2 separate regions of the Mus musculus genome follow, and region 2 is linked to region 1. Evidence: chromatin loops called from intact Hi-C (ENCODE). Cell type or tissue: left cerebral cortex. All regions are shown on one strand. Each heading gives the region's core, and the rest is flanking DNA. Links, peaks and the distances in the headings are about the cores only. Region 1 overlaps Selenon (selenoprotein N). Region 2 holds the start of Tmem50a (transmembrane protein 50A).

Region 1 (9,738 bases), core at 2,315-7,314:
ATGGCTCACAGTGACCTGGCTGATGTCAAGAAGGCTCAGATGCGATTGAGTTCAAGGCGCTTCTTGGGAGTGTGGAGCACAGGACAGGGCTGGGGAATACTGAGTCTTGACTGCTTGTAAAAAGCTGGAGAGAAGGAAGGTGGGCTTAGTTTCTCCCCACATGTGCAACTGCGAGGACATCAGGCTGGATCCATTTGCGATTTCAGACCCAGCCATCATGCGGCTGTTGCTGGGGGGAGCCACTGCCCACTTCTTTCTCCTCAGCATTCAGAGTTTTAAAAAATATAGACTGTGAGAAAGTTCTTATAAAAACACTTTTCTGTATGCATAAAAAAAGACTGGCCATGGTCAGCCGTTCAAGCTGTTCACCAAGTCCCCAAAAGTAGCCGATGGGAACTGGTGGCCATCCGGTGGTGAGTTGACTGGCAGTACCCTGGGGGGCTAGACAGTGCTGGCAATAAGAAAGGCTGCGCTCTTTGGCTGGGACACACTTCACAGTGAACTTCTCCATCTCTCTGAACAGGACTGGACTTGGGTCATCAGGTCAACAGGCTGAAGGGTAGCAGTGTGACAATATGGCCTCCACTTCTGTAGAAGGGCTTTGTGCAGAGGCTCCAGACAGCTGTCTCCAGCTGACAATGACCCTAGCTGGGAGCACTGTGCACAGAAGGCTACCTAGGGATGGCCAGCATAGAAGGCTCCAAGCAGGCATAGCGCTGGCAGCTTGGCCCCGAGCCCAGCTCTTTTAATTCCTTTGGCTTGAAAGGGGAGCCTAGAAAGAAGGGACCTTTCCAGTCCACTCCCTATTCACACCGAGGTCCTGAACTACACTGTGTGGTCCAGGGAGGTCTCCCCAGACCCCTTTTGGGGGGACTCGAAGAAGCTCTTGGAGCCAGATGGGCTGCTAGTGGTAGCCGGATTAAGCTCAGTCACATGACCGGGCAGACAGGCCCCCTCATCTGGCCACCATCCCTCAGGATTTATGAAAGTGACAGCCTCAGATGACCCTGGACCTCTCTAGGCAGCCTGGGGATGAGGTAGGGACCACTTCCAGTTTGAAACAGACTCCGGGCACCGTGGCTCCAAGGCGCGTGGATTCTGTCTGCTGGCTTTTTACCAGGTCCAGGTCCTCTAGGACTAGGGCTGGAGGAGGGGCAGGCCCCGCCGGAGTCCTTCCCTCAGGAACTGCATGTAGGTAGCTGTGGACGGGTCCTCAAAGCTGGATGAGAAGCTGAAGACGTTATTATTCTCCATGTCTTCAGGCTTCATGGAGGTGATGTCAAGGAAGTAGTTGGCATTGATGTGGTGGACCTAGAGGAAGGACTTGGTGAAGAGAACTGGGGAGGCCACAGGCCACATGTAACCAGGTCAGCTCCGCCTCCACCAGCTTCAGGCAATCACACTGAGGATGTACTGCCTAGAGATGCCCAGGTTAGGTCATTCCATTTTTCATCAGCTCCCAGGGTAGGAACCAGTAACCTGGGCCTTTCCTCCCTGACTCCCTAATACCTCCAAGAATTTTCTCACCAGAGCTTGGGCCAGCAGAAGCTTCAAGTTCACTGTTTCCTCTCCCATCCAGCCCCAGCTCCCACTCCTGGCTACCACGTACTAAGGGCTGGTCAGCTCACTCCCCTCCTCTAGCCCTGCCCTCCCACTCCTGCAAAACTGACACTGAAGATGGGGCAGCTATTCAGAGTGGGAGCTGACTCTACCAGTCTGAAAATGGGCACGTTTTCCAAAGCCATCTCTCCAGTCCCAGTGGCAGATTCTTGGTTCCACTTCGTTCTCTGTCTCTAGGGCCTTTACGCAGGCACGTTCCACTCAAACCCTCTGCAACCTGATGCCAGACCCTCTAAGCAGCCCACAGAGAGAAGGGGACCCTTGGCTCAGGCCAGGCCATCTATTCCTCTCTACCCTCTTTCCCTGGCTGAAGTGGTCCAGGGAGACCTTCCCTTGGGCCATGTTTTGTCCACTGAACTGACAAGGTTCCCTGGGGGGGGGGGGTGACGACGGACATGTCTGGCTCTGTTGCTGTACTAAGAGCCTTGCTGTACCCTCCCCAAAGCACCTCTGAAGTCTGCTCAGGGTCACTGTGCCAGGGATGGAGACCACCCCTTGTGTCCCTGCCCGCTGTTCACTGTCGCTGGGGACCTACCACAGTGCCGTTGGGCAGACAGATCATCATCTCTACAGGAAAGCTGTACTTCTCCAAGTGCAGGCCTGCCAGCTGCCTGTGGAGTGGGTTCTCCTGCTGGGTCTGTGGAGACAATGATACTTCCTGGTATCTGGGCCCAGTGCTGTCGTGGGGACTCCCACAGGCCGCTCCCCCTGATCCCTTGCTCACCTGCAGGTCTTCTAGCTCCTTTACCAGGGACCAGGTACTGATGAAGCTCTCATTGAGGAGAGTGAGGATGGGCGGGCTTTCCAGGACAGTCTCCCGGAGAGTCCGCCCGGAACCTGTTCAGGGTAAGGCCAAGGGTGAGTAGCCCTGATTTTACAGCAATGACCTCAGCTTAGGTAAATTCCGTGGGGTTTTGGAATGTCTCCACACCCAGGTGAAGTAACAGGTTAAAAGAGTAGACAGAAGCTAGGAGTGGTGGCACACACCTGTATCCTAGCACTCAGGAGGCTGACCACAAATTCAGGGCCAGCCTGGGCTACATGGTGAGTGAGTTATAGGCTAGCCTGAGCTACAGACTGAGAGCCTGTCTCAAATGAAAAGCCAAGAACAGACTCTCAAGGAGTAGATGCTGAAGGAGGAAGTTGTAGGATCAGCATGGACAAACTGGCACGCCGAGCTGCAGCTGGGGGTGGCCCAGGGCCTGGTCACAGTGACCGATTCTCTCTCTCTCTTTTCTTTCTATTTTCTTTTAAATAAAAAGGTTTTTTTTTTTTTTTTTTTTTTTTTTTTTTTTTTTTTTTTTTTTAATGTGCTCGGCGTTTTGCCTGCATGTGTGGCTGTATAAGGACATCAGATCCTCTGGAACTGGGAATCATAGACAGTGGTGAGCTTCCACGTGGGCGGTGGGAATTGAACCCACGTTCTCTGGAAGAGCAGCCAGTGCTCTTAACCACTGAGCCATCTCTCCAGTCCCAGTGGCAGATTCTTGATTCCACTTCGTTCTCTGTCTCTAGGGCCTTTACACAGGCACGTTCCACTCAAACCCTCTTCCTCCTGTCATGTGACACACCACTACGCCACCTCTCACCATCCTAGGTTAAATGTCACTTTCTCCAAGAGGCCTCCCAGCTTCTCTTCTGTTACCCCACTTTGCCTTGCACACAGCTCGCTGCCCTGGGGTTACCTGCCCTGCATGTGTCTACACCACACTGGGATAATGCGTAGCTACGGCAGGGACCCATAATGTTGGCTGGGTGACAAGATTAAGGCAGGGGCATTGCTTATCTCATCTTTGAGCTAACTGTTAGATACTCAGAGAACTTTCCAGAAGGTCCTTGGCGGTCATTCTGGATAAGAAACCCAAGCCCAGCTTCTGGTACTGTCTCCTCTCTCACATGTAGATTTTACTTGACAGAATACACGATATGATGACACCCGATACCACGACTGGTATGCTCTGCCCACTTCATGGTTGAGAAAACTGAGACTCAGGGCAAGGATGTTGCTTGGTCAAGGTCACTAAATTAAAATGGCCAAGCATGAACACATCTGCCTGGCCTTTTTCCTACACTTTGGCATTGTCTTCTAGGCTCACCCAAGTACTGCAAGTGACCCTGGGACCTCAGTGGCCCAAGTCCTCATGGCTCCAAGTCTTGTTTGTCCCAGAGCCTCTTGTAACCTAGCCATAGGTATGAAACCCCCCGCTTCCCCTTAGAGCTGACCAGGGCTTCCCTCACCTCAGCAGGACTGGTCGTCCAGGGCCCCCCACAGCAAGATGGAATGAACAAGTTTCTTCTCAGCTCTGGCTCTGTCAAAGGCCTCCGTGAACGGCAGGTAGTTGACCTGTGGTCAAACCAAGACAAGCTACTGAGCGGCCGAGGCCCTGTTTGTGGTTGTGCCAGTGAAGTATTTATGTGTGTGTGTGTGTGTGTGTGTGTGTGTGTGTGTGTGTGTGAAGGGGCATAGCTGAGCCATGTGAGCCTTCTCCAAGCTCAGAGGAGCAGAAGGGACTGCTGTGCCCCAACGGTCCAGCACAGTAGCATGACTAGACCAGAGTTCTCAGCCTTGGCCTCCATCAAGGAGTCTTGCTCTGGCCTTCACGTTCAGCCTCACCTTCTTGAAGGGATACATGGCCACCTCCAGGCGCCGGGCAGCCTCTTCCCAGCTCAGCTCCTGATGCCACTTGATCTCCTCAAACACAAACTGGAGGGGTTCTCCTGAGGGCAGGCGGCTGTCAATCATGTTGCCGTCCTCATCTAGGATCACAGAGGGCACCGAGGGGCCCACAGCCTCCAGCTCCATCTGGGCCGGAAGTCAGTGGTGAGGGGTGTCTCAGAGAAGGGCCCTGAGAAACCTCCAGGGACGCTCTACTCTGCAGAAGTGGGGAGACGGGGCTCAGGGCAAGGCCTTGCAGCTGGACATATCTGGGTGGGGGCACCTGAGTGTTCACCTGGGGGACGTAGCCAATGTCCACCTCCATGTTGCTGGTCTCACTGGCCCCATACAGCCACTCCATGTCCACATTCAGGGACCTGAGGATGGCCAGGGTAAAACAACGTCACCATCAAAGCCCAGGTGACATCTTGTTTAATGCAAGCAGCTGAAGACACAGGGAGTTTGACAGCAGAGCCTGGGCCAGGCCTGGATAGTGCACAGGGCTCTCATAGCACGACCCATAGACTTCTCCTGACCCTTTGTGGCAGAGACAGGGGCAGTGCCCCGCTGCAGGACACAGGATGAGGCAGCAGTAAGACCCAGGTTGGAGCTGAGGCCCAGGACCTCCCGGCTGACTCACCCACAGAGCTCAGAAGTCTGGCTTGCTCAGTGCAGTCTGAAAGTCTGCCACACGGGGGAGCCCCAGGACCACCAAGCAATAGTCTCTGCAAAGTGACTGAACACCCTCAGAGGTGTCCCTGGGACCTGAATCTTAGACAGTCCTAGAAGCAGTAGATCCTGGCTAATCGTCTACCCTCTGTGTTATTTGGTTCTTGAATCAGGTACACTGGTGCCAGCTTCTGCCCAGAACTGGGTTCAACTCATGAAGGGGGTAGGTAGAACACCATGTCTCTGCCCTGCCCCTCTAGAGAGGGAGAGAAAGCACTCTAGTAAGTTCAGGCTCTCCCAACTATTGTTACCCCTGATCCATGGGTAAAACAGTCAGTCTTCTACCAGAACAGTGGGGAAACTGAGGCCCAGAGAGGGCCAGGGCCTTGCTCACAGCCACACAGCCCCCTGCTACCAAGAACAAATTTTGCATTGGGGCCTCAGGACTTCCAGCTCTTGCACAAGACACCATGGGCCTGCTTAAAGTCTACTTGCTATCAGGGAAGACTCTTGCCTCCCTACCCCCACCCCCCACCCCCCGCCAACACTCCACCCCTTGTCCCCAGATCTGCTGATGGGGCTGACCCAGAACAGACAAATAACTAGAGTAACAGTTGTCCCAGAAGTCCCACCAAGACCCTATGATGTCTGCCTTCTCTCAAGCCCATATATGTATTATTTCCTTCCCTCCCCAAGGATTTTGACTAGATGCCACCTCCTCTGGGAAGCCTCCCTGGATTACCATGGGCCCTGCCCAGCTGCTGACCTTCCATGGTGGCACAAGTAGGTGAGGTTCCATGTCTAGGAGGACAAGAGAAACTGAGTCTAGGGAGGACCTACAGCAGCAGTGGGACAATAGCAAAGACCCCAGCTGGCTTGCTTGGCCCTAGGGCCTTGGCTCTGTGTTGAGGTGGAGGTGGAGGGAGTGCCAAGTGCCTGGAGATTATCTGAGAAGATGGTAGGACTGCTCAGCGGTCTCCTGCTGCCTCTTCTTGGTCACCAAGTGGTGGCACTGGGGATTGAGGGAAGGGCAGAGACTGAAGAGTTTATGTGCCCCCTGATTTCTGAGCTCAGGGATAATAGTAGTAGCAGCAGCAGCAGCAGCAGCAGCAGCAGAACACAGGAGAAGGGTGCTGAGGCTGTGCCAGGGCTAGCTCCTACCTGTGATTGGGCACAAACAGCCTGAAGTCACGGATGTGTGTAGCATCTTTGGATAAGATGATATGGCCGGTGAACTGGCCGGGCGAGAACCAGAAGGGGAAGTCAGGAGGCTCGCTGAGCTGAAACTCCGCGTGGATCCTGTAGGGAATGGAGTTTGCTAAGCCTGGATCCCTCCCCAGTCTCTCCCAGAGCCCGGGGAGCCGTGGCCAGACTCCTGTGTGGTCAGAGTCAAGGAGAAAGCAGGAGATACCACCAATGTCACTCCTCTAAAAGGCTCTGTGCCATCTTCCTTAGAAGCCTTGCCCCAACCCTCTCTGCCATCCTTCTCCAGAGTGTGTGTGTGTGTGTGTGTGTGTGTGTGTGTGTGTATTTCATACCCTGGCCCTGTGTGTGAATGACACCATCCTGGTCACCAGCTAATTCCAGCTCAGGGCTAAGCAAGTTCCAGACACCTCTCACCAAATCTGTAGGAAGTTACTACTCCCCTGACCCACCGAGGAGGAAACAGATGCTCAGAGAACCGAAGCCCAACAGGGAGGGAGGTGGTAAAGTTGGGGGTCTCTGGCTTGGCTTTCTCCTACACTTCAAGCACAGTGACACTCACCGGAACATCACGGTGTAGTAGGAATCGCTGATGGCAGTCAGACAGGCCACGGTGCCCTGAGGGGCAAAGCGGGTCTTCACGAAGGGGCGTGGATGGAACATGCTTAACAGGCGATGGATGATGACCTAGGGCGGCAGTAAGATCCTAGCTGGTTTGTCAGCTCTGGACCCGAAGGCCCCAAGAGGGAGACTGAGGGGGAGGGATGCCTGGTTCTTGGGTCCAGGTTCCGATAGAAATGGCCACTCCCAAGGTGGCTCCAGGCAGAAGTTGCATCTCCCAGTGCTGTCCTTACCTCCTTGCCCTTGGGCGGTGGTGGGTAGAAGCGGTTGTTGGACAAATAGCCCGTGAAGACGCTCAGCTCCCCGGGGATAATCCACCAGGGCTGGCCCAGCTCCTGACCTGGAGGGGGCAGGAAGGGCCGGAAGTGGCGGGCAGCAAACGCTGCACTCGGCGAGGCTGCTGTGGTCCAGTTGCGGAGGCCGGACAGAGCGAGGCGGGAGACCTGGGATGGGGAAGCCAAGGCTCTAGGATGCCCTGTCGGTGTCCCTCAAGGCCAGCTAGACTATAGTCTGGGACAGGAGAGGGAGCATGGGAAAGGTCTCAGAAATGGCCACAAGCTTAGACTGTCCTGCTAGAGAGAGGCGCACCTCACACACAACCTGCCCTGGTTTCAGTGGCTTTCTGGGCCCAGCCCAGGCCCGGGGCAGCATATGCAGGGTGGGCAGCTGTGTAGCTGGAGATACTACCTGGCCTAGAACAGGGTGGTGGAGCAGGTCCCACCCCCAGCCTCTGCATAAGCCTCCAACCAGTCCCAGGTGCCAGACCCTGCCTCAGGCTGCTGGCTCCCTCAGGCATGCCCGTTTCCCATTCCCTAACCCTGGGTGTCCCCCAAACTACAGCTGACCAGAATTTGGACTTGCTGTGGAGTCTGACGAAAGAGGAAAGTGAAAAATGGAGAAAACTCCAGCGTTAAGAGCAGAAGGAAGATCACCGCCAGAGAAGGCCCTGCCTCGAGTCACCAGCCACATCATACTTAACCCATCATGCAAGGCCTGCCCTCCTCTGTCTCTTCCAGCTGAAGTGTGTGTGTGTGTGTGGTGTGTGTGTGTGTGTGTGTGTGTGTGTGTGTGTGTGTGTGTATGTGTGCAGAACTGATTTGCCAGCAGCTGCAGAGCTATCTACACATGCCTTGGAGCTCAGAGGCAGGATGGTGGTCCCCTCTTACAGCTCTTCCATCGGCAGCACCTCTGTGACCTTAGGGATTGTAAGCACCTGTCTGCATACGCTCTCTGCAGGTGCTGTGCCCCTTGAAGCATCATTACCAGGACAGGGGAGTGTCATCCCCTTAGGGATGCAGACCACTGAGAAAGCGCCAATCCTTGCTGGACAGCAGGCTCCTCCCTCCCTCTCCACCTCTGCTGTGCGAAAAGAACTTAGAGAGAGGCAGGAGGAGGAACGGTCCGGTCTGGAGAGCTCCCATCCAGAGGCCTCTAACAGACAGGTTCTCAAAGGAGGGTTGGGCTGAGAGGCCTGCCTTGCTGGCCGGTCTGGGTTCTGGACACTGCCCTAACTCCCTGGGCAGGGACATCACCTTCAATCCCTCCTCCATTCCAGGTCTCCCCAAGAAGGTCAAAGCTGTGTCTCCACTTACAGAAGTCCCCCTGACATGCCCCTGCACACCTCAATGCTTTGGGTCCCAAGCGGTTGTTGTGTCCTCTTACAGCCCCTATTTGGGCAAACAGCACACCAAGCACTGGACCCCTGCCAGGAGTTTGAGTCACCTGCTCTGCTCCACACCCCACCCTTTCTTCCTCTCTATCATCCATTCTGTTCCCTTCCCCCCATTCCCCTGCCTCTACCCACTCCAGGAACTGGTCTGTTTACACACACACACACACACACACACACACACACACACACACACACACACACACACCACCCCCATCTCCAGCCTGGAGAACACAAATCTAATTTCACAATCAACCCACTGAGACATTTGGCTTCTGCAAAACAAAGGCTAGAAGTCAGGCAAAGAGACCCTCAGGAATCTAGACGCCTTTGCAGACTCATTAGCCAGCATGCCACTCAGAGGCCCTGGGCCAGCCACACCTGCCCTCTGGCCTGCCCGCCCGCCTCCTTTTGCAGCAGGCTGGAGTTTAGGCAGAAGAGGAGCTTTGCCGAGCAGGTCTAGGCTGGGCATGGAGCAACGGCTGAGTGTGGCAGAGGGAACGGTGGGTAGGAAGGTGAGAAACAACCCAATAACTAGGAAGAAAAGCCAGAGGATGTGGGCGGAGAGGTGACAGCCACTTGGGGGGGCAGGGCATGACCCTGCAATGGGCTCTCTGTGTTCTCAGGGCCTTAAGCTGTGAAGAAGCTGGCAACACAAGCACCGGCCTGCCTCCCCCCTCCTCTCCCTCAGGGGCTCATTCTCACCACAGTCCCCTCTAGGAGCTGAATGTGCAACAGGTCATGGGCATTTGACAGTGCACCTGCCACATGCCAGGGGTTGGCTACAGGTCCAAGAAATGGATCAGTAGAAAGTACCCACCACGTAGGCTCCTTCTCTAGCTCGCCCCCATCCTGGGGACAGCCTGTCAGCTGTCACCCCTGCCAGAAAACTCTCCCAACTTCCCTGAGTAGGGAAGGGGCTTCTGCAGCTCCCTCCTGCTCTCCCAGCTGAGCACAGGCCTGTCCTCAGGAGCAAGTGTACACAGGCCTTGTCACCAGTGGTCCCCCTGTGCCATAACCCAGCCCCGACTCACCCCTAGGAAGCCATCTTTGCTTTTGGTCATGGTCTCCATGAGCAGAGGCTGGAATCGGGCTTCTATGGTAAGAGTCTCCTCGCTGGGGTCATGGGGCAGTTCCTCCTCCTCGTAGTTGGCCACAGGAACTGACCCTATGGGACAGAGGTGACTGGAGAGGCCCTGCCTTTGGACACCAAGCCTCAATTCTCTCAGGATGCCTATGACGAGGGATCTAGGCTTGGGACAGAGCTGATAACTAAGTCACCACGCACAGCGAGCGGTCT
Region 2 (9,738 bases), core at 1,959-6,958, 370 kb after region 1:
TGGGACATCATAAGTAGGCTAGGCTGGCCTGAAACTTGCAGTCATCTCCCTGTCTCCATTCCAAATGCTGGGATTACAGGTTCCAAGTGTGTCACCATGCCCAGGGGTCCTTCTTACCTACCAGAATTTTAAATTGGGTATAGGATCATTTTAGTCTGTGACATTCTACGTAGGCGGGGTGATGCCATCACTTACATGAGGAAGGCTATGGTTGCTATGACGCCACAGGTATGGTATGAATGGTTGAATTGATCCATCCTGGGGTACATGACAGCCGCGTCTATGATGATCCACCATCCCGTGAAAAACTGAAAACAGACAAGACAAAATAAGGTGATGCCAGCAAGACCCATCAGCGACAGCACACGTTACCACAGGGTGTTTGAACCAAGGAACATGTCTGCAATTCTTATTCCTTTGGATGGTTACAGTACGGCCATTTGATGGTTTCGGATATGATTTCTTTCTTTTTTTTTTTTTTTTAAGATTTCTTTATTTATTATATATGAGTACACTGTAGCTGTCTTTAGTCACCCCAGAAGAAGGCGTCAGATCTCATTACAGATGGTTGTGAGCCACCATGTGGTTGCTGGGAATTGAACTCAGGACCTCTGGAAGAACAGTCAGTGCTCTTAACTGCTGAGCCATCTCACCAGCCCAATGATTTCTTTTTTAAAACTTACTTAATTTTACTTTATGAGCATCAGATCTCCTGGAACTGGAGTTACAGACAGGTGTGAGCTGCCATGTGCATGCTGGGAATTGAACCTGGGTCATCTGGAAATGCAGCACTCCTACCCACTGAGCCATCTCTCCAGTCCCTCTGACATATGATTCTTAAGTTTAATTTGGATATGAAATTATATATTACCTAACTAAATTTTCTTCTGGTTATGCGCATACATATTTTATTTATTTATTTATTTATTTATTTATTTATTTAATGTATATGACTACACTGTAGCTGTCTTCAGACACACCACAAGAGGGCATCAGATCTCATTACAGATGATTGTGAGCCATCATGTGGTTGCTGGGATTTGGGATTTGAACTCAGGACCTCTGGAAGAACAGTCAGTGCTCTTACCCGCTGAGCCATCTCTCCAGCCCTCTTCTGGTTATTAATTAAAGGAAAATATATAAAATAGAAACATTGGCCTGGTGGGGCATGGTGGCACATGTTTTTAATCTCAGCATTCGGGAGGCAGAGGCAGGTGGATTTCTGAGTTCGAGGCCAGCCTGGTCTACACAGTGAGTTCCAGGTCAGCCAAAGCTACACAGAGAAACCCAGTCTTGAAAAAAAAGAAAAAGAAAAAGAAACATTGGCCTGGAGAGATGGCTCAGCGGGTAAGAGCGCTGACTGCTCTTCTGAAGGTTCTGAGTTCAAATCCCAGCATCCACATGGTGGCTCACAACCATCTATACTGAGATCTGATGTCCTCTTCTGGTGTGTCTGAAGACAGCTACAGTGTACTAAGATATAATAATAAAACTTTTTTAAAAAGTAAATAAAAAATAGAAACATTAAAACTTTACATTAAAAAAAAAAAAAACCCTCACCTGGACAGAAATGTTCCGGCTGGCATTATGAGAGCTATGGATGAAACCTAGTGGTTGAGCATTGCCTGTGTGTGCAGCCCCTGGCTTCCATCCCCAGCATCACACACACAAGAAGCCATTCACCAAATCCCTGTGGGAAGCCACATGTGCCGTTGCTGAGTGGCACTGACTACTGCTGGCCACCACGCATAAGTTTGGACAAACAACCAATGTGTACATATGCAGTAAAGTTTTTTGCAAAGACACTGCCTGGCCCGGGCATGATAATGAGGTTCTGTAATGTACTGAGAGTATAACCAATCAGATGTGAGACATGCAAATGAAGTATGATAATGAGGTTCTGTAAGGTACTGAGAGAGAGTAACCAATCAGATGTGAGACATGCAAATGAGGTATGATAATGAGGCTCTGTGAGGTACTGAGAGAGAGTAGCCAATCAGATGAGGAACATGCAAATGAGGCATAGTGCATAACCAATCCGGGTGTAAGACACGCCTCTCCTAGGCCTATAAAAGCAGCACCAGTTCTGGGCTCGGGGTCTTTTCGCCTCTACAATCAAGCTCTCCCAATAAACCTGTGCAGGAGGATCCTGTTGCAGCGTTGTTCTTCCTGGCCAATCGAGCGCGTGCAAGAAATCCCAACCAATGGCTTACAAGGATATGAAAGGAGCCTCACTGCTAAGCCCAAGGAACCAGTTATTTTAAACCATCAAATTGTCTTTACCAGGTTATAGACAGATCTGTTAATGACATTCTGATTGGCTAAGAAGTGAATTGGGTGTCTCCCCCCCCCCCTTTAGTGTGGAAAGGAAAAGGAAAGGAAAGAGGCATCAGGTAAGATCTTGAACCATAACTTCAGACCCTGAGCACTGTATTTCACAGCTCAGGGTGACACACATTGCAACCCCAGCACTTGGGAAGCAGAGGCAGGATGACGGAGACCTCAAGGACGTCCTTGCCTATGAGCGAGTTCAAAGCCAACATGACCTACAGGAGATCCATCCAACCATCCATCCATCCATCCATCCAAAAAAAAAAAAACCAAAGAGCTTATGATCTTCCTAATGCTTCTCCCTACCAGATTAGGGAGAATATGAACTCTCCTGTCCTGAAAAATGGGAATATCTATCTCGACTGGTTTGGACCTGATTGTCTCGTTAATCCTTTCTTCCTTTTTTTTTTTTTTTTTTTTTTTGTTGTTTTTTTTTGTTGTTTTTCGAGACTGGGTTTCTCTGTATAGCCCTGGCTGTCCTGGAACTCACTTTGTAGACCAAGCTGGCCTCGAACTCAGAAATCTGCCTGTCTCTGCCTCCAGAGTGCTTGGGATTAAAGGCGTGTTCTACCACTGCCTGGCATCTTTCTTCCTTTTTTGAAGACAGGGTCTCACTATCTGCTCTGGCTGTCCTGGAACTCACTGTGTAGACCAGGTTGGCCTCAAACTCACAGAGATCCACCTGCCTTGGCCTCCTGAGAGCTGGGATCGAAGGTACACATCACACCTGGCCTTCTTCAACCCTTTAAGCCTTCTGCGCTTACCAAGTCAAGGAGGCATAACCCATAGAAAAAGTAAGTGCATACAAAATGTTTTATTATGACAACTATTAACACTATTAACAACCTCACAAGTCAAACATCACTGAGTAAAGTAAGTTTGGTGGTTGATTATTTTTTAAAAGGACACATTTGAAAACATTACAGATGGGAGGGGGAGGCAGGGAGGGGGTTGGAGAGATGGCTCAGCAGGTAAGAGCACCAACTGCTCTTCCAAAGGCCTTGAGTTCAAATCCCAGGAACTACATGGTGGCTCACAACCACCCATAATGAGATCTGATGCCCTCTTCTGGTGTGTCTGAAGACAACTCCAGTGTGTTTATTTATAATAATAAATAAATCTTTGGGCCAGGGCGGAGCGAGCAGAGGTCCTAAAATTCAATTCCCAACAACTACATGAAGGCTCACAACCATCTGTACAGCTGCAGTGTACTCGTATACATAAAATAGATAAATAAATCTTTAAAAAAAAAAGAAGAAGAAAAAGAAAACATCACATAACCTAAACCGTCTATACAGCCACAGATAAACACATGGAGAGCTAAGGTGTCACAAGGACTTACTAGAACGCCAGCAGCGATGGAGGCGATCGTGTTCCGCTTCTCCCCCCAGTCCATGCACTCAGAGCACCTCGAGCCTTCTAGAAATCCAGACATCTTTTCAGGTCACTAAACCAAAACCATCACAGTTAAACAAGGTCCTTCGGTTTTCTTGTTTCAAAGCTGGCTGTGTTTCTGCAAAATAACAGCTGGATGATAACCTAACACAAGTTACAGATGCGCTTTATTCCAGCTCTACTGATTTCTTCAGGATGTCTGATGCTGCTTTGGTGGGGAGTGAGGTACTAGGGATGGAGTCTACGTTTAATGTAAAACTTGGTTTTAGCTGGGACTGGGGTGGTGGCTGCCTCAGCCTGCAATCCTAGCATTTGGCGGGCTGAGACAGGAGGACTGGGCTCAGTCAGAGGGCCAGCCAGAGCTACACAGTGAGTTTCAGGCCAGTCTGTCCTAAAAAGACTAAACAAGGGGCTGATGACATGGCTCTGCAGTTAAGAGCACTGACTGCTCTTTCAGAGGTCCCAGCAACCACATGGTGGTTCATAACCATCTATAGGGGGATCTGGCGCCCTCTTCTGGCCTGCGGATGTACAGGCAGCACAGCACTCATAAATAAATACAAATTAAGACAAGAAAACAAAACAAAATCAGGATGGTCTTAGCATATTTACATAATATGAATGAAGGTGATTACCTTAACCTTAAACAAAAATGTACTGTCACAAAAATGACATCTCCTCAAAGATGTCACATTTTATTATTTCAAGTCCACTAGTTCTTTAAGTGAGGGCAATGATGCTTAGCCCTCCACAGCTGCTTTCTAAACCTTAAGCTCCCTACTAAAGGTTCCTATTTGATTTTAATAATAAGGACATGATAGACTTTGGTTTTAAGGTAAAAATGTAAACTTGGATGGAAAATACTTCCTCTAGGAATCTGCACATTTTATCCTACATCTGTGTCTTTCATGCCCAGATTAAGAAGAGAACGGCTCAACTTCGGGCTTTATTTCTATTTCGTTTTTTCTCCACTATTTGTCCCTTCACCAAGCCTGCCTTCGGATGTCATTACTTTGTAAAGGGCACTCATCTTACTATCCCTAACTCTGCTACTGATGCTGTTTGTACATTCCCCACAAAAAAGGGCAGGCCTGAAACGAATTCAGACTTAAATAAAGAACGTGCAGTCAAATTACCACGGTCAGCCGAAATTGTCTTAAATCCCATAAAACCCTCCTCCTTCAAGTTCAGCTGTGCAGACCCAGCCGGAGAAACGTAACTCATCTTAATTTCACAGATAAAACCTGAATTAAATACAACTCGCTCACAGTGAACACCCCAGATCTCACATGACTCCCTAAGGAAGGCGATTTCAGTTTTAGCCGCCTCTAAACAAGCTAAAGGGAAAAACTGATAGACTTTTGTGATGAGTTCGGGTCTGAAAATACACTCGTTTTTATCTAATGATTGGAAAGAAAAGCAACCCACTATGTGTAATTGTCGGTTCCCCCAATGGCCCACCCGAGTCCATTTTTCGTTGCACAATTCTTTGACATTTTCAAAGGCAGACCCGCCCTGCAGACTGGAGGAACAGGGCGCGGTTACGCGTGGGCCGAACCCCGACGCGCCACCGTCGGATGAGCGTGCCCAGCTCCACAGTTCTGGGGAAGAGTCCCCGCCACAGGAAGCGGCCCCGCAGGTCGCGGGATCTCAGCCCCGGCGGCGGCGGCGTCCAGGAGCTGGGGCACGGCCACTGCCGCGAGTTCGAGCCCGGCCCGCTGCTCCGCCCTCCCGTCCGCACTCACGTCCAAGTCCGGAGTTGGGAGTCGCGGCGCGTTTGGTAGCCTCGGTTTACTCCAGTTCTGCAAGAAAACAAAACAGCCACAGGCAATCAGACTCCCGGATGTCGATGTGCCGGTCCGCCCCCGAGTCAGTGCGCATGCGGATCGAGAGCGAAGGGCGGATCCCTGGGGTGCAGCCTATGGGCCACGCCCACCGCGCCGACAAGTCTGTGGGTTACCCGGACTCCCTTGTCACTGTGAGAAATGCTAGAGTGGAGCCTGTCTTCTGGGATGGGACCAAGGAAGGGAGGCAACAGTCCACCTGTACTGTTTGGTTTTGTTGTTGTTGTTACACTTTTTAAAATGTATTCTTCTTGTCATTGTGTAGAGATCAGACAGATCACCCACCCTCCAAGAGTGGTCCTTCTTTTCCTTTCGTCATATGGGTCCCAGGAATCAAACTCAGGTTATTTGACTTAGCAGCAAGTACCTGCTTTACCTGCTGAGCCATTTTTCCGGCCCGATGGTGACTTTAAGAGGGCTGGCATGGCCCTGCTGTCATCTCATGTTCACGTGGGTGGCAGGTAGTCAGGAGCCTGTGGCACAGAAGGTGGTTGGGTGGCTCACTGCCTTGCAGGAGGGATCATCTCTCCGGTCCCCAGCATGAAATCTATGTAGCTTTTGTTGAGAGGGGGAATTAGCTGATTAGTATTTGAAACTATACAATACCCCCTCCACACAACCCCCCTTCCCTCCTCCCCCGCCCCCCCGACTGTGCCTGAACCCAGGGCTCTACCACTCAGTCCAGGTTCTAGACCCATAACCTATTTAACTTTTACATGTTTTACATGATGAGTATTTTGCTTGCATGCACATCTGTGCGCCACTGTGCACTGTGCTGGCAGAGGCCAGAAGAGGTGCCTGGAACTGGAATTACAGCTGTTGTGAGCTACCGTGTGGGTGTAGAGAACTGAACCTGGGTCGTCGAGAGAACAGCCTGCACTCTGAATCATCGCGTCATCTTTCCAGCAACTCCAGGACCTATTTTTAAATGGACACATTTCTTAGCCCTAGAGATTAAAGGTTTATTGTGACTGGCTAAAGACTGGTTAATGTCTCAAGGTCAGGCAGTGCTCCCCCAGCCCTGTGTGTGTGTGTGTGTGTGTGTGTGTGTGTGTGTGAGCGCGCGTGTGTGCACATGTGTGTGCATGTAGGCATTTATTTCTTTAGTTGCTATTCTGGACCTCCCCATGCTAAGTTGACATTCTACCTCTGACCTCTGAGCCATCTCTCCAGGTCTTTTGCTTTTGTTTTTGTTTTTTCCCAACATGGTTTCTCTGTGTAGCCTTAGTTTTCCTGAAATTTGTTCTCTAGGCCAGGCTGGCTGGCCTTGATCTCAGAGATCTGCCTGCCTCTGCTTCTCAAGGGCCAGGATTAAAGGCCCACACTACCACCACCACCACCACCAAACCCAAATGCAGATCTTAATGAAAACTTTTAAATGTCTATTCATATTTTTTAACTGCTCTTAGTAAAGCTTCTACGAAGCTAAGTTCTGCAATGAAATCTTGCTGGAGGTCTGCTGGAGCTATTGGGTCCTGTCTGGGTAGAGCTCAGGGTTGGGTGAAGCTCCTAAGTCAAGATGCAGGACTATTGAAGCCACCGGGGCAGTGGAGGTGAAGGGCAGGCCACGGTCCACAGGGACAAACAGCCAAAGCTCCTTCTTCTTTGCGTTGTCTCTACTTCTTTACTGGCTGTATTAGTTACGTTGCTGTTTTTGTGATAAAATACCTCACTCAAAGCAACTTATAGGAGGTTATTTGGAATATAGTTCTGGAGGGAGGAATCCATCATGGGGCCAGGGATGTGACAGCAGGTGACCGGCACAGTGCTTTGAGCAGGAAGCTAGGGGCTTACATCTTCAACCCCAAGCATGAGGTAGGGCTGGAGACTTGGAATGGGGCAAGGATTTATAATCTCATGTCCTACCCCTAGTCACATACTTCCTTCAGCTGTACCACCTACGCCTCCCCAAACCACGCCGCCATCTGGGAACCAAATATCCAAATATCCAAGACGATGGGGGACATTTTTTATTCTGTTATACAGACCAATCTATATGAGTGGGTTCAGCCCCTGTGCATGGTACTCCATGAGACTATGAAGGAAGCTATCCAAAAGAGACCTGTACTTAGGTCAAACATCCTACAAGCCTGACTGGCAAGTCTGACTGGCAGGTCCAGGGCGAGATTATTCTGGGCTAAATAGCCCTGCTAAATAGCCACTTACTGCCTATCTCTGTTTGACTGGCATTCTTGAGACAAGCAGTTAAAATCCTCTTTGGAATATGCAGACACCACTTTCAGTTCCTCTTGGCTACCCATTGGCTACCCATGTTGTTGAGGTAGGCTGTTAGAATTACCAACCATCTGTGCAGTTCTGCCATGCATCCACCCGTCCCTTTGCCCATCTGGACCATGTCCTGCCCTTCACCTCCTCTGCCCTGTTGGCTTCAATAGTCCTGCATCTTGACTTGGGAGCTCGGCCCCGCCCTGAGCTTCAACAGACCTCCAACAGGGCTTCACTATCTTATTTCCACAGAGGAGTTATCTGCTCTATTATCAGCCTTCTGCTTATCTCTTCTTCTTCTTCTTCCCCCCCCCCCCCCCAGTTTTTTGAGACAGGGGTTTCTCTGTATAGCCCTGGCTGTCCTGGAACTCACTTTGTAGACCAGGATGGCCTCGAACTCAGAAATCTGCCTGCCTCTGCCTCCCGACTGCTGTGCCACCACACTCGGCTCTGCTTATCTCTTCTTCAGTGTCTCTCAAACACCTTAGACTCAGCTATGACCTCTTTAACCCTCTGTGGGCCTTCTGTAACCTACATACAGACATATATAGATTTACTGCATTCTGTGTGTTGTATGACTGAGAGTTATTATTAGCAGTTAAGATTGTTGTAAAGACCAGGCAGTGGTGACCCATGCCCTTTAATTCTGGCACTTGGGAGCTAGAGGCAGGAGGATCTCAGTGAGTTCAAGGCCAGTTTGGTCTATAGAACAAGTTCCAGGACAACCAGAAATACACAAAGAGAAACCCTGTGATAAAAGTAAAGAAAAAAAAAGAGGAGCTGGAGAGATAGCTCAGCAGTTAAAAGTGTTATTGATAAATATGGGCTGGAGAGATGGCTCAGTGGTTAAGAGCACTGACTGCTCTTCCAGAGGTTCTGAGTTCAAATCCCAGCTACTACATGGTGGCTCACAACCATCTGTACTGTGATCCAATGCCCTCTTCTAGTGAGTACTCACATATATGAAACAAACAAACAAACAAACCTTTAAACAAGAAAAAAAGAAAATTGGCATAAAGGAGCCTGCGTGTAGGCCTGGAGAGATAGCACAGTTAATACCTGTCAGCCTCCTGACAAGAAACTCATAGCTTCTGAATTTGCTGTTATTCCACGAGTTCTGAAAAGCTGGCAAGGCCTGATGTGTCCATCTCTGCTTCTGACCGAGTGTACTGATAATGGCCATGTGTTGATGCGAGTGTGAGGCCCGCCTGTCCCTTTCAGAATAGCCTGTTTGTTGTAGGTTATTTGATCACACTGTGAGCCCTGAGCTTGTGTTATTTACCGGAACAACTTGTTCTTAGGTGTGGTTTGGCTCATCCTTAGCACACAGCTCTGATCCCAGCCCTTTCTGATTGACGCTTGTAAACAGGACTAAATGAGGTTAACCTCGGGTCTAAAGCGGGGGCAAGCAGCCAGCTGACAGGAAGCCAACATGAGCTTATTTAGAAAAACGAAACTGTAGAGCATAAGAGGGAGCCAGGGTGCTGGATGGGGATGGCATACAGGAAATAGATGGGGAGGACATTGAGTTTGAAAGTTTTTTGGGTGAGAGAGGAGAATCATTCTGGAAAGTCTCTAGAGGAGGAAGGTCAGCGGGGCGGGGGGTAGGGGGGCTCTCTCTGCCTCTGAGCTACCAGGCCTTCACCCAGCATTTAGGTCCTGGTCTTTACTGGTAAAGTCCAACGAATGAGATTTTGTCTAAAAAAAAATAAAAAGCAAGCAGCTGGGTGGTGGTAGCGCACGCCTTTAATCCCAGCACTTGGGAGGCAGAGGCAGGCGGATTTCTGAGTTTGAGGCCAGATGGTCTACAAAGTGAGTTCCAGGACAGCCAGGGCTATACAGAAAAACCTTGTCTCAAAAACAAAAAACAAAACAAAACAAAAAACAAAAAAAACCCAAAAAACAAACAAACAAACAAACAAAAAGAACCCACCAAAAAAAC

The links. Hi-C counts contacts between places; a loop is a spot of excess contacts. Peaks named below come from ENCODE experiments on the same cell type or tissue, not always from the same donor. Only the 100,000 strongest peaks of a DNase experiment are listed, where the experiment ranks them.
Region 2: a loop joins it to region 1, with 2.8 times the contacts of the local background. A loop is called at or near these places in 1 of 42 quality-filtered maps.

The regions. Positions count from the first base shown.
Region 1 is chr4:134,538,479-134,548,216 of GRCm38, forward strand. Selenon (selenoprotein N) reads right to left here. Exons shown (of 12, transcript NM_029100.2): 3 at 9,473-9,606; 4 at 7,003-7,212; 5 at 6,711-6,835; 6 at 6,107-6,244; 7 at 4,572-4,653; 8 at 4,235-4,423; 9 at 3,859-3,964; 10 at 2,345-2,457; 11 at 2,156-2,257; 12 at 1-1,311. The coding sequence ends at 1,138. Among named protein-coding and RNA genes, the nearest start is that of Mtfr1l, 8.0 kb to the left of the region's middle. In left cerebral cortex, for the core only: a CTCF peak has its summit at 4,973 (motif pointing right); DNase peaks (open chromatin) are centred at 2,987 and 4,968.
Region 2 is chr4:134,909,418-134,919,155 of GRCm38, forward strand. Tmem50a (transmembrane protein 50A) reads right to left here and starts at 5,499. Exons shown (of 7, transcript NM_027935.2): 1 at 5,472-5,499; 2 at 3,674-3,778; 3 at 196-308. The coding sequence starts at 3,766. In left cerebral cortex, for the core only: CTCF peaks have their summits at 3,378 (motif pointing left) and 4,250 (motif pointing left); DNase peaks (open chromatin) are centred at 4,226, 5,286, 5,603, 5,951 and 1 more place; H3K4me3 peaks cover 1,825 bases; H3K27ac peaks cover 1,589 bases.